2 separate regions of the Homo sapiens genome follow, and region 2 is linked to region 1. A link is an interaction called in ENCODE POLR2A ChIA-PET data of the cell type or tissue named here. Cell type or tissue: PC-9. All regions are shown on one strand. Each heading gives the region's core, and the rest is flanking DNA. Links, peaks and the distances in the headings are about the cores only.

Evidence for each region. ChIA-PET counts read pairs that join two places held together with the same protein. Peaks named below come from ENCODE experiments on the same cell type or tissue, not always from the same donor. Only the 100,000 strongest peaks of a DNase experiment are listed, where the experiment ranks them.
Region 2: POLR2A ChIA-PET joins it to region 1 with 7 read pairs; 2 of 35 experiments call an interaction of 5 or more read pairs at or near these places.

The regions. Positions count from the first base shown.
Region 1 is chr13:114,096,184-114,101,548 of GRCh38, forward strand. All of the region lies in intron 1 of RASA3 (RAS p21 protein activator 3), which reads right to left. Among named protein-coding and RNA genes, the nearest start is that of RASA3-IT1, 11 kb to the right of the region's middle. In PC-9, for the core only: no CTCF peak of the experiment used is centred there; a DNase peak (open chromatin) is centred at 3,278.
Region 2 is chr13:114,018,168-114,023,532 of GRCh38, forward strand. RASA3 (RAS p21 protein activator 3) reads right to left here. Exons shown (of 24, transcript NM_007368.4): 9 at 3,237-3,341; 10 at 596-752; 11 at 1-85. Among named protein-coding and RNA genes, the nearest start is that of C13orf46, 47 kb to the left of the region's middle. In PC-9, for the core only: no CTCF peak of the experiment used is centred there; no DNase peak of the experiment used is centred there.

The DNA.
Region 1 (5,365 bases), core at 169-5,168:
TGGCGGCATCGGTGTGCTGGGAAGGGAGTGCGCAGGCCCACCCCGGCGTGCTGCCTGGGAGTCCACGTTCTCGAAAATGCAGGGTGACCCTGGCGCAGGATCGGGTCTGAGAGCTGCTCACCGACCCATGCCTCCTCTAGCAAATCGCCTCTCTCACAGTCACCTCAACAGCATCTCAGCCGTTGTCCGACACTGGGTGATTCTGCACGCCCGGCTCGGAACCCTGTGCATTGCCCATCTGTGAGCCGACCTCCTGCCTGAAGCCACCTTCTCATAGCGCTCAGTACTGGGGACCCTGGCCGGGAAGTTTGCACAGAGTATGAGCTCTGGCTGACCATCCATGTCCTGGGTACAACTCACCCTCCTCCGTGATTCAAACTGTTCCAGCCTGGAATAACCCGATTGCTCCTATGGGAACAACTGCTCCTTTCCAGCCAAATGACCCATTTCCCAAACGCCTTCCCTTTCCATTCTCTAAATACTGTAGCACCACACTGACTAGCGTGCGGGTCTCCACCACAGTTATGACCACCCTTCCCTCCTCGTCCCCCAAAGCACTCAACAGCTCTCCAGCACCCACCGAATGAAGCACTGACCCTTCAGCCAGGCTCTGGAGCCCCTACAAGCAACGTCCGTCTGTGTCCAGGCCGATCTCGCTGCTCCCTCGGACGTACTCGCCCTACACCCCAGCCAAACGCACTCCGTGTTTGCCAACATGTGCGCCTTTGAACATGCGTTCTCTCCGCCTGCAGTGCCCTCCTCTGTGTCTCAATCCTTCCCGTGCACCAGGCCACTCTGAGTCTGCTCCTCCACGAGGCTCCCAGATCACCCCCAAAGCCACCACACCTGTCCCTGAGTGTTCATGGCGTCACAGTTGTCACTGAGGCTGTGGCACTTCCCCTTCCACCAGGCACAGCAGCTATAGTTGTGTGCACACATCCCCTCCTGAACCGAGCAGTTCTCCGCAGATATGGGCTGACCAAATGAGCATCTTTAGAGCTAACTGGGAACTGTCCAGGGGCGAGAGGCCTGGGTGGTCTTAGTACTGTCACTCATCTCTGCTTCAGTTAACTTGAGCAATAAAATACCCTGCAGATAAGGTCAGACGGCAGGTGCCAGTGTGTCCTGAAAAGCCGCAAGTCTACAAGCAGCCGGCAACCTGCCCGGCTATGCTGTGTGCATCCCCACAGGGCGCCAGGAGCAAACACCCAAACACCCATCCTATTCCCGATTCAGGGCAATGGTCCAAAAGACGCCATCGCTGCTACATGAGACAGAACGTCACAGCGAAGAGGCAGGCAGCAAATAGATGCCTCAGGGCGTTTCTCAAAGAAAGGCATGATGCAGCCTGAAAACCCCACCAGAAGTGTCTTCCTGAAGCATCTAAACGCCCTCTGAGTTCCTTCTCCCAGAAGAGAGCAGTTACATGAAGCAGCAATCACAGAACGGAAGTGCCCGGCCACAAAGGCTGCCGTCCTTCTCCTCGTCCCAGTCCATCTTACAGAATGGCTCCCCTCTGCAGGGCCACACAGTTGCCCGGGATGCAGACGCTGAGACGGGAGCTGATGTGCAGGTTTCTAGGGCAAGAGGCGGGAGAGAGTGGGCAGCCGACAGGACGGGGGACGCAGCCTATGCGGAGTGGATGCCTCAGGAAGGCCCTGCCTGGGTCTCAAGGCCCCACCATGGGGTCTTGTCTCATTCGTGACCCTGTGCACGCCGTGCAGCAGTGCAGACGGCCGGGGCCCCACCACAGGGGGTCCAGGGAGACCACCAGCGAGAGAGTGGATACCCCTGGGAACAAAGCGGGCCCAGATGGAGACCTCAGACAAAGGCAGCTCTCAGCCCTCAGCTGAGCACGCCGAGGGGCTACAGCCCCCATCCAGGCCCAGGCCGGCTGCCAGCACAGAGAGGCCCAAGTGGACCCCAGGGCCAAAACCCCAAGTCTGGGGGCTGCAGGGGAGCACGGCACCTGGCTAAAGACACAGCACACAGGGCTACAGCGGGCAGCCTGTGGTCAACAGCTCATCAGCGACGAGCCAGGCCCAGCCAAGACAGCAGGAAAAAAAATCAAACGGGAGGCCATGCCCTCTACCCTGGGGGCAGAGCTGAGAGGACAGAGAACAGGCGGACAAGGCAACAGGGACCCAGGTGCGGGTCAGCAGGCGCTAAGGATCCCAGGGTCTGCGTGCCCAGCCAGGCCTCACACCAGCGACATCCAGGGGTCTGCACCAGAGCCATGGGGGAACAGAGACACGAACAGGTGAAAGTTCAGCAGGGCTGCAGGCGCCCAGGCCAGCCCTGAGGCAGAGACGTGAACAGGCGAAAGTGCAGCAGGGCTGCAGCCCTGAGACCTGGTGGGCTGGGGTCAGGACGTTAAGGGTGTGTGTGTGTGGAATGGGGCTGGCCGGCCCCCTCCCAACAAGATGTAGGAAACCCCATGGCCGGGATGAGGGGAGGCAGGAAGGGCAAGGGGCATGGAGGCCGGCTGAGAGTCCAGAGGAGAGACCAGCCCAGACCCAGGGAAGAAGGAACCCCGTGGGATGTCCCAGACAGCAAGGAGAGAGGCAGTGGAAGGCACAAGGGCGGGAGAAAGACCTCAGAAGGGATTTAAAGAATGAAGAAATAAAAGCTCTGAAATTTATTTTAACAGAGCTTTGGGCTACACTCTAACCTTTGCTTCAGCAGCACAAGAAAAAGAGGCTGCACAGAGTGGCCCCGCAGGCCAGAAGGCAGCAACGCCCACTGATGCCGGACCACAGCAGTCGGGGCCCGGCCACCCGAGCCCCCCAGACCACAGCAGTCGGGGCCCGGCCACCCGAGCCCCCCAGACCACAGCAGTCGGGGCCCGGCCACCCGAGCCCCCCAGACCACAGCAGTCGGGGCCCGGCCACCCGAGCCCCCCAGACCACAGCAGTCGGGGCCCGGCCACCCGAGCCCCCCAGACCACAGCAGTCGGGGCCCGGCCACCCGAGCCCCCCAGACCACAGCAGTCGGGGCCCGGCCACCCGAGCCCCCCAGACCACCCCTCCTTTTCTCAAGGTCAGAACAGCAGTGAAGGTCAGAGCCAGAAGCACAGCAGACGCTCCCAAGCCACAGGCAGCTGCTGAGGCCTGAGCCGGGGACGAAGCTCCTCCCTGCATGGGGACACGCGGGGCTGCAGCCACTCCCAGGCCTCCATCACACAGGGACGGTACAGAAATAGCGTGTCTTGTGGGTGGGTGCTGGGTCGGGGAGGGAGGGCGACTGCCTCTCCCTTTCCAGGCACATTTGGATTCCCCGGGGTGTCCGGGAATGACTCAGGCCTCTGGTCAGCGCTTCTCAGACCTGTGTTCACACAGCGCGTCTCCCTCCTTTCCCTCCCTGCCTGGGACCTAAGTACGGCTCTGTTTAAAACTGGCCCAAATGCAGGGTCAGCGCCTGAGATGCAGCCCCCACAGCAGCCCCCCCACAGCCCCCCCACAGCCCCCCCAGCCCCCCCACAGCCCCCCACAGCAGCCCCCCCACAGCCCCCACAGCAGCCCCCCCACAGCCCCCACAGCAGCCCCCCCACAGCCCCCCACAGCAGCCCCCCCACAGCCCCCCACAGCAGCCCCCCCACAGCCCCCCACAGCAGCCCCCCCACAGCCCCCCACAGCAGCCCCCCCACAGCCCCCCCACAGCAGCCCCCCCACAGCCCCCCACAGCAGCCCCCCCACAGCCCCCCACAGCAGCCCCCCGTAGCCCCCACCCCACAGCCCCCCCACAGCCCCCCTGCAGCCCCCCACAGCCCCCACATGCTCCACTCGATGCTCACACGCACAGTTTTATCTCCTTAACTCTAATGCTGTTTAAAAACTATTGTCCTAATCAAGCAAGAAAAACTGCAGGTTTGCAAAGCGTCTGCTCTGGAAGAGCGGCAGGCCAGGGTGGAGAGACCACACTGCCACACCTGAACACAGCAAGGCTTTCCAAACTCTGCGCAATAGGAAGACGCCGAATGGTAAATGGAGGAGCTCGCAGGAGACGCAGCTCTGACTCTGCCCCGCCCCGGCCCGCGGTGCTGAGGGCGCGCCGATGTGGATGCCTCTGTGCCAGCACCAGCGGCTGCCCCTCGGCCCCGACCCTCCCCACTGCGTCCTGGGGCACCCTCAGAGCTTCGGCCATGGGGTGCACAGCACCCTCCAAGCATTCTGAAAGGAGATTTTAGACTCTTGTGCGCAACACCCAGGAGCCGCCCGCCTGCAAAGCACTTGGTCAGCGTGGCCTGGAAAGGGGAGGAAGGTCCTGGAGGCAGGGCTCTGTCAGGCGGAGGACGTGATGCTCAGAGCAGCCAGGGACCCCCGTCTGGGCCCAGTCCCCCTGCGCTGCGCCCCACGGCTGGCTGGAAGTTTGTTCTGGAAACCACCTCCAAGACAAGTGCAGCAGCCGGCCCTAGCAGTTGGGAAGAAGGCGGCTGACGTGGCTTCCATGGAAAATGCCAGAAAGCACATCCCACACCAGGACACCTGGGCAAACAGCCTCAACTCGGAAAATCCCAGGCTGGTTCGGTCTCTCTGCTGCCCGGACCTGTTTAAATGTCCAGCCGTTTGGGAACTGTGTACCCTTCGAGAAACACTCCAAGGCCCCAGGGACACCGGAAGCCGTGGAGCCCGGGCCCCATGCGTCTGTGTTCTCGCCACCTGGAGAGGCTGCTAGTGACTGACAGGTGGACTGCGGGGCCTCAACTGCTACTGAGAATGCCACACAATTTTAAAAACTCAGAAATTGCTTATTTTTAGAATTTTCCATTTAACATTTTTGGACCACGGCTGACCACATGTGACTGAAACCGCAGGTGAGGGGGTGAGCGTCAGCCTGTGTCAGGCTGGACACACCTGGGGGCCTGAGGAGCAGCCGGGGGTGTAGGGACAGGGGCTCCCCACACCCACATGGATGGCCTGTGCAGTCACCAGCAAGGCGGGTTCTGCAGGCCTGTGTCCCGGCCAACGGCAGCCACCAAACCTCTCTGCACTTCTGTTACAGACAAGTCAGAGAGGCCCAGAAAAAGGGACCAAAATTGAAGAACCAGGGAATTTCAGAGGGAAGGGAAGGGAAAATCCAACTGGCAAGCAGACCCCTGGGCCATGTGCTAGGAAGGGGTTCTGCCCAGCGAGGTCTACCCCCAACCAGGACGGGTAGGCAGTGGCCCCAGCACCCCCTGCACCCCCACGGCCCACCAGGGGACTGCACCTCTACAGGAAGGACAGAGGCAGGAGGAACCCCTCAGGGCTGGAGAGTTGCCAGCCACTGCCCGTGCTGGGCCCCGCCCTGAGACAGTGTCTAAGCACCACCCCATGGACAATCCGAACCTGGAGGGGCCTGATCCCGGCCCTGACCCATGCCAGGG
Region 2 (5,365 bases), core at 135-5,134, 78 kb before region 1:
GGAAGAGCCGCACCAGCGGGACGGCCGCCTCCTGCTTCTCCCGGCAAACCTCGCCCAGGATGTGGGCCGCAGACGCTGACACGGGCTGCGGGGAGGGGTGAGGTCAGTGCCAGGGCCCGGGGTGCAGGAACCCCAGAGGCCTGTCCCCACCTTGGCTGGGGTCTCACTTCCAGCCACAATAGATACGGCTCTTTGCTGAGACAGAAACACACACATTCACAAAAACACCAAACTTCCCATTTGCTGCTGCTTGGCTGGACCCTTGGAGGGGCATCTGCACCTCCTTCTAGCGACCCCCCCATGCAGCCAGCTCTAGGGCCCCTGAGCCGGTAGAGGGACTCTGATGATGGGGTCCCCCTCGAACAACCCGGAGAGTCCTTAGCATCACCAGGCTCCCACGGCTCTAACTGTCGACGGACCAGTGCCCCCAGCAAAGGGGTCCAGGCATCTGGACGGGAAACAGGCCAGGCTGGGAGGCGTGGGAAAGGCCCCCTCAGGGAGAAGGTGCCCTCTGGGGTGGGCCCGGGTGTAGGGTGGGGCCCCAGGCAGGTGGCACCTCCTGCCCACACCCACAGGCCACGGCGTGGACAAGCACCTCCACATCCGCAGACTTCAACAGCAGGTCCCGCAGAGGGCTGTAATAGTCAGAAGAAAACACGTGGTCTTCCGTGTATACCACGTTCAGCCGCAGGGAGCCCAGGTCGTCTGGCTTTAGGCTCTTGCTACCATTGTCCCGGGGCTGGAGGAAGTACCTGGGTGGGAGGGACACATGGAGGGGAGGCATGAGGCTGCATCTGCCAAGGAGCAGCTCTCAGGGAAGCCCAGCTGCCTGCTTGAGGTCGACTGGTCAGGAGGGTGATCCTGTAGGACCCCTCAGAGTGCAGCCCCTGGGGACTCCCCACCGAAGACCCCCAGCAGGGCTGGTCACCGGGGATCCCCAGGAGGCAAGTGTTGGAGCCAAAGGCGCAGGAGTCAAGGGGGGAAACGCGGAGGGGGATGGGGGTGGAACGTGGCAGGAACGGGTTTCCGGGAACCGGCACAGAAGTGGTCAGTGACCCGCCCTAAGACCCACACCCAGCAGTGTCAGCAGCAGGTGGAAATGAAAATTATCTCAACCAAAGTGTGCCGTGGCTCCCGATGTCACGGGGTGGGGGCCTTGGGCTAGTGAGCCTGGCAGGCCACCTGGGCACCTGGTCATTGTAAGAGACGTTTTCTGCCCGGACATTCTTCCATCTTTGGTTCTACCCCACGCAGTCACCCAGGAGCCCTCTTCTGCTCTCATTTGTGGGCCAGGCAGTCTAAGCTCTCAGGTGGGTGGAGCCTGTGTCCGAGGCCCCGCCCCCATCAGGTGGGTGGAGCCTGTATCCAAGGCATTAGCCCCCGTCAGGTGGGTGGAGCCTGTCTGCAGCATTAGCAGCCCGGTCAGGTTGGTGGAGCCCGTGTCCGAGACATTAGCACCCCTGTCAGGTAGGTGGAGCCTGTGTCCGAGGCATTAGATCCCCCCTCAGATGGATAGAGCCTGTGCCTGAGGCATTAGCCCCCGCCAGGTGGGTGGAGCCTGTGTCTGAGACATTGGCGCCCCCGTCAGGTGGGTGGAGCCTGTGTCCGAGGCATTAGCCCCCCTCAGGTGGGTGGAGCCTGTGTCCGAGGCATTAGCAGCCCTGTCAGGTGGGTGGAGCCTGTGTCCGAGGCATTAGCCCCCCTCAGGTGGGTGGAGCCTGTGTCCGAGGCATTAGCAGCCCTGTCAGGTGGGTGGAGCCTGTGTCCGAGGCATTAGCCCCCGCCAGGTGGGTGGAGCCTGTGTCCGAGGCATTAGCCCCCGCCAGGTGGGTGGAGCCTGTGTCCGAGGCATTAGCAGCCCTGTCAGGTGGGTGGAGCCTGTGTCCGAGGCATTAGCCCCCCTCAGGTGGGTGGAGCCTGTGTCCGAGGCATTAGCCCCCCTCAGGTGGGTGGAGCCTGTGTCCGAGGCATTAGCAGCCCTGTCAGGTGGGTGGAGCCTGTGTCCGAGGCATTAGCCCCCGCCAGGTGGGTGGAGCCTGTGTCCGAGGCATTAGCAGCCCTGTCAGGTGGGTGGAGCCTGTGTCCGAGGCATTAGCAACCCCGGTCAGGTGGGTGGAGCCTGTGTCTGAGGCATTAGCCGCCCCCCATCGCCCCAGGTAGGTAGAGCCTGTGTGCGAGGCATTAGCACCCTGGGGCTCTCTGGGGTATGTGGTGGCTGCCTTGGCTACCAGGGCCAGGGATTCATTCAGCATAGGAGGAAGCCTAACTCAGCTCAGGGGGCCTGTGCCCGTGCCGTCTTCGTAGAATCAAAAGACACGCGTGTTTCACGGTTTCTGGGATGGAAACCTGCCCTCACACATGGCAGAGGGACACATGGGGTGCGAGGCCCCGGCACACAGTCCACGCCTGGGAGTGCACGCTTCCCGTGACTCCGGGCCCTCTCAGGAGCTGCCTGTCGCTAAGGGACACACATGAACTGGAGATAAAATGAAACAATGGCCTGTTCCTTCCACCAAAACACCAAGCACCTGGAGACAACAGGAAAGAAAGGCAGGAGGCAGCAACACACAACATGTCCTGGGGTGGGTTCTGGGTCAGAGCCGACCACTGAGGTCTAGACGTGCAGAGGGGAGTAGAGAACCCTGTAATGCGCCCTCAACAGGAGGTGCTGCCGAGGGCCCAGAACAAGACCCGGAGCGCAGCCGCGGCGCAGCCCTGCTGTGTGCGCATTCTGGGCTCCTGCACCGGCTGCTGATGCCCTCCCCTACTGGTGTCAGACCTCACGAGCTGCTCGCGGCTCAGGGCCCCGCTTTCACCCAGGATCAGACCCCACGAGCTGCTCACAGCTCAGGGTCCCACTTTCGCCCAGGATCAGACCCTGCGAGCTGCTCGCGGCTCAGGGTCCCACTTTCACCCAGGATCAGACCCCGTGAGCTGCTCGTGGCTTAGGGCCGCTTTCACCCACGTTCCCTGTCTTGTTTTGAGGTGCCAGCCATTGTGAGTCCCTGCTCAGTGTGATCCCTGCTGCCTCTCCTCACCTGCCATTTCTCACCTGCTGTGGGGCAGAAACTCATCAAGCCAGAGCTCGTCAGAGCTACATGCAAAGTAAGAGCAGGTGGGTGCTGGGCACAGCCGAGGACCAGCACATGTGGCCTCTGTGCCTTTCCACTCAGAGGCAGCACGTGTTTTTGTGGCTCTCAGAGATGCGGAAGTCTGCAGGTGCAACATCATCTTACCACGCCTCGTAGGAGCTGGACTGCCGCAGGACTTTCAACGGGATCCTTAGTTCTCCCAGGAATTCATCTCCAAACTTCAGGTTACTGGCATTCCAGAGGTCAACTCTGAAAAACAGCATCAGGACAGCTCTAGCTGACGGCGGGCAGCCCGTGTGGAGCAAAGATGACAGGCCACGCTTTGTTCCCCCAGGAGCAGAATGGAGCCTGCAGCGCCTCCCAGAGTCTCCATCAAGGCTCAGCCCACAGGGCACGTTTCAAACACGTCAGACCAGCCTGTGGCTTTGGAATAAAGATGAGTGTCTCCCAGTGGTAATGGGCAGGCAGAGGAAGGCGGAAGGCCATGGGCCCGGACTCAGACCCAGGCTCTTAGATAGGAGGGAGCCTGGGCATCGCTGCGTGCACCCAGAAGCTACATGACCCCAGGCTCTTACATAGGAGGGAGCCTGGGCGTCGCTGCGTGCACCCAGGAGCTACATGACCCCAGGCTCTGTGCCAGGAGGGAGCCAGGCGTCGCTCTGTGCCAGGAGGGAGCCAGGAGTTGCTGTGTGCACCCAGGAGCTATGTGGCTGCTGCCACTCTCAGCTCCAGCACCATCTGTCCCCTTTGCCCACAACAGGCCCAGCACCAGCAGTCTGTGCACGGCGGGCAAATGTAGAACCCTGTCTCCATGGATTGCTCATGATCTAGGGGCACAAAGTGGATTCAGGGGCCATGCACACCACAGCGGGGGGAGAACTGTGGCCACAAACCACAGCACGGTCCACGAATCTCCGTGACTACCGCAGGCCCAGCATTGTGAAGCTTCTGCTCATGTCTAACACAGCAGCGGCTCCCACTAATGTTCTGTCCTAGTGTGGGATGGTACGTGTCCCCTCAGACCTGGGGCTGTGAAATTCTGACAGACATACAGCATCCCCGGCTGCAACAAGTCTACAGGGCTGGTAACCCAGTCCCTCATGGCCAGGACCCACTCATAGGCCTGAAACACCTGAAGTCATGCGTGGCCAGCCCTACCCACGGGCCTGAAACCACACAGTTACACGTGGCCAGCCCTACCCAGGGGGCTAAAACTCGGCAGGCCTAACCACACTGTGGGCATCAGGGGCATCCCCCTGGAGGGAGAAGATTCCAGAAGGCTGGGGATTTTGTTACCCTTGCGAATCCTGCAGGGAAGTGGCACCACAGAGGCACTGGCATCTGGGCCGGGGAGGGCTGACAGGCTGCACAGGAACCCACAGCGCGTTCCTTTCAGAAGGAACATGAGGGGACCGCTGATCTGCCCATGGACACTTTAAAAAAATGTGCTGAGTGGCCAGGCAGGCGCATTTGCCTTTAATAAGGGAAATATTTAAAACATGTTTTGTGTGCTTTTAAAAAATTTAATAACTAGGACTTCACTCCTGAATTCAAAACTTGGTGTAAAAAGAAACCAACAATGGCGCTTCCTTCTCTTGAAAAAGGGGCTGGTGTGAGTCCCTGGGGAGGCAGATCTGACCGACCACGTCAGGGACATTCTATGGTTCAGGACCCTGACCCCTCAGGAGGTGGATCTGACTGACCACGTCAGGGACATTCTATGGTTCAGGATGGAGACAACTATGGGGGACGGATCTGACCGATAACATCAGGGACATTCCTACAGTTCTCAACCACAAAACCACGCCTCCCAGCAGCCGTAGGGCCTGAGCCACGCACCGGCTCCACGTGTCCCATTAAGGGTCCCCCCAGGGCAGTGTTAGCCCCTGGGAGGGAGGGTGACCAGGGATTTGATGGCCAGCACATTCTCCAAAATGACCTAAAGAAAGCAGGTGCATCCCAGGCTCAGGGACATCCCAGGCTCGGGGACATCCCAGGCTCGGGGAACATCCCAGGCTCGGGGAACATCCCAGGCTTGGGGGCATCCCAGGCTCAGGGAACATCCCAGGCTCGGGGGCATCCCAGGCTCGGGGGCATCCTAGGCTCGGGGTCTCAGGGCCGGCTGGGGAGGGTCAGGAGGGAGCCGTTTCCTTCCTTCTCTGTCCAGCATGGGAAGATTCGGGGGCTTCAGGGGAGGCTCATCTGCCTCTTCATAGGGAATGGAGGCATTCGTTGGTACAGAAGGAACAGAGGCTACGTTCAAAAATAAACAG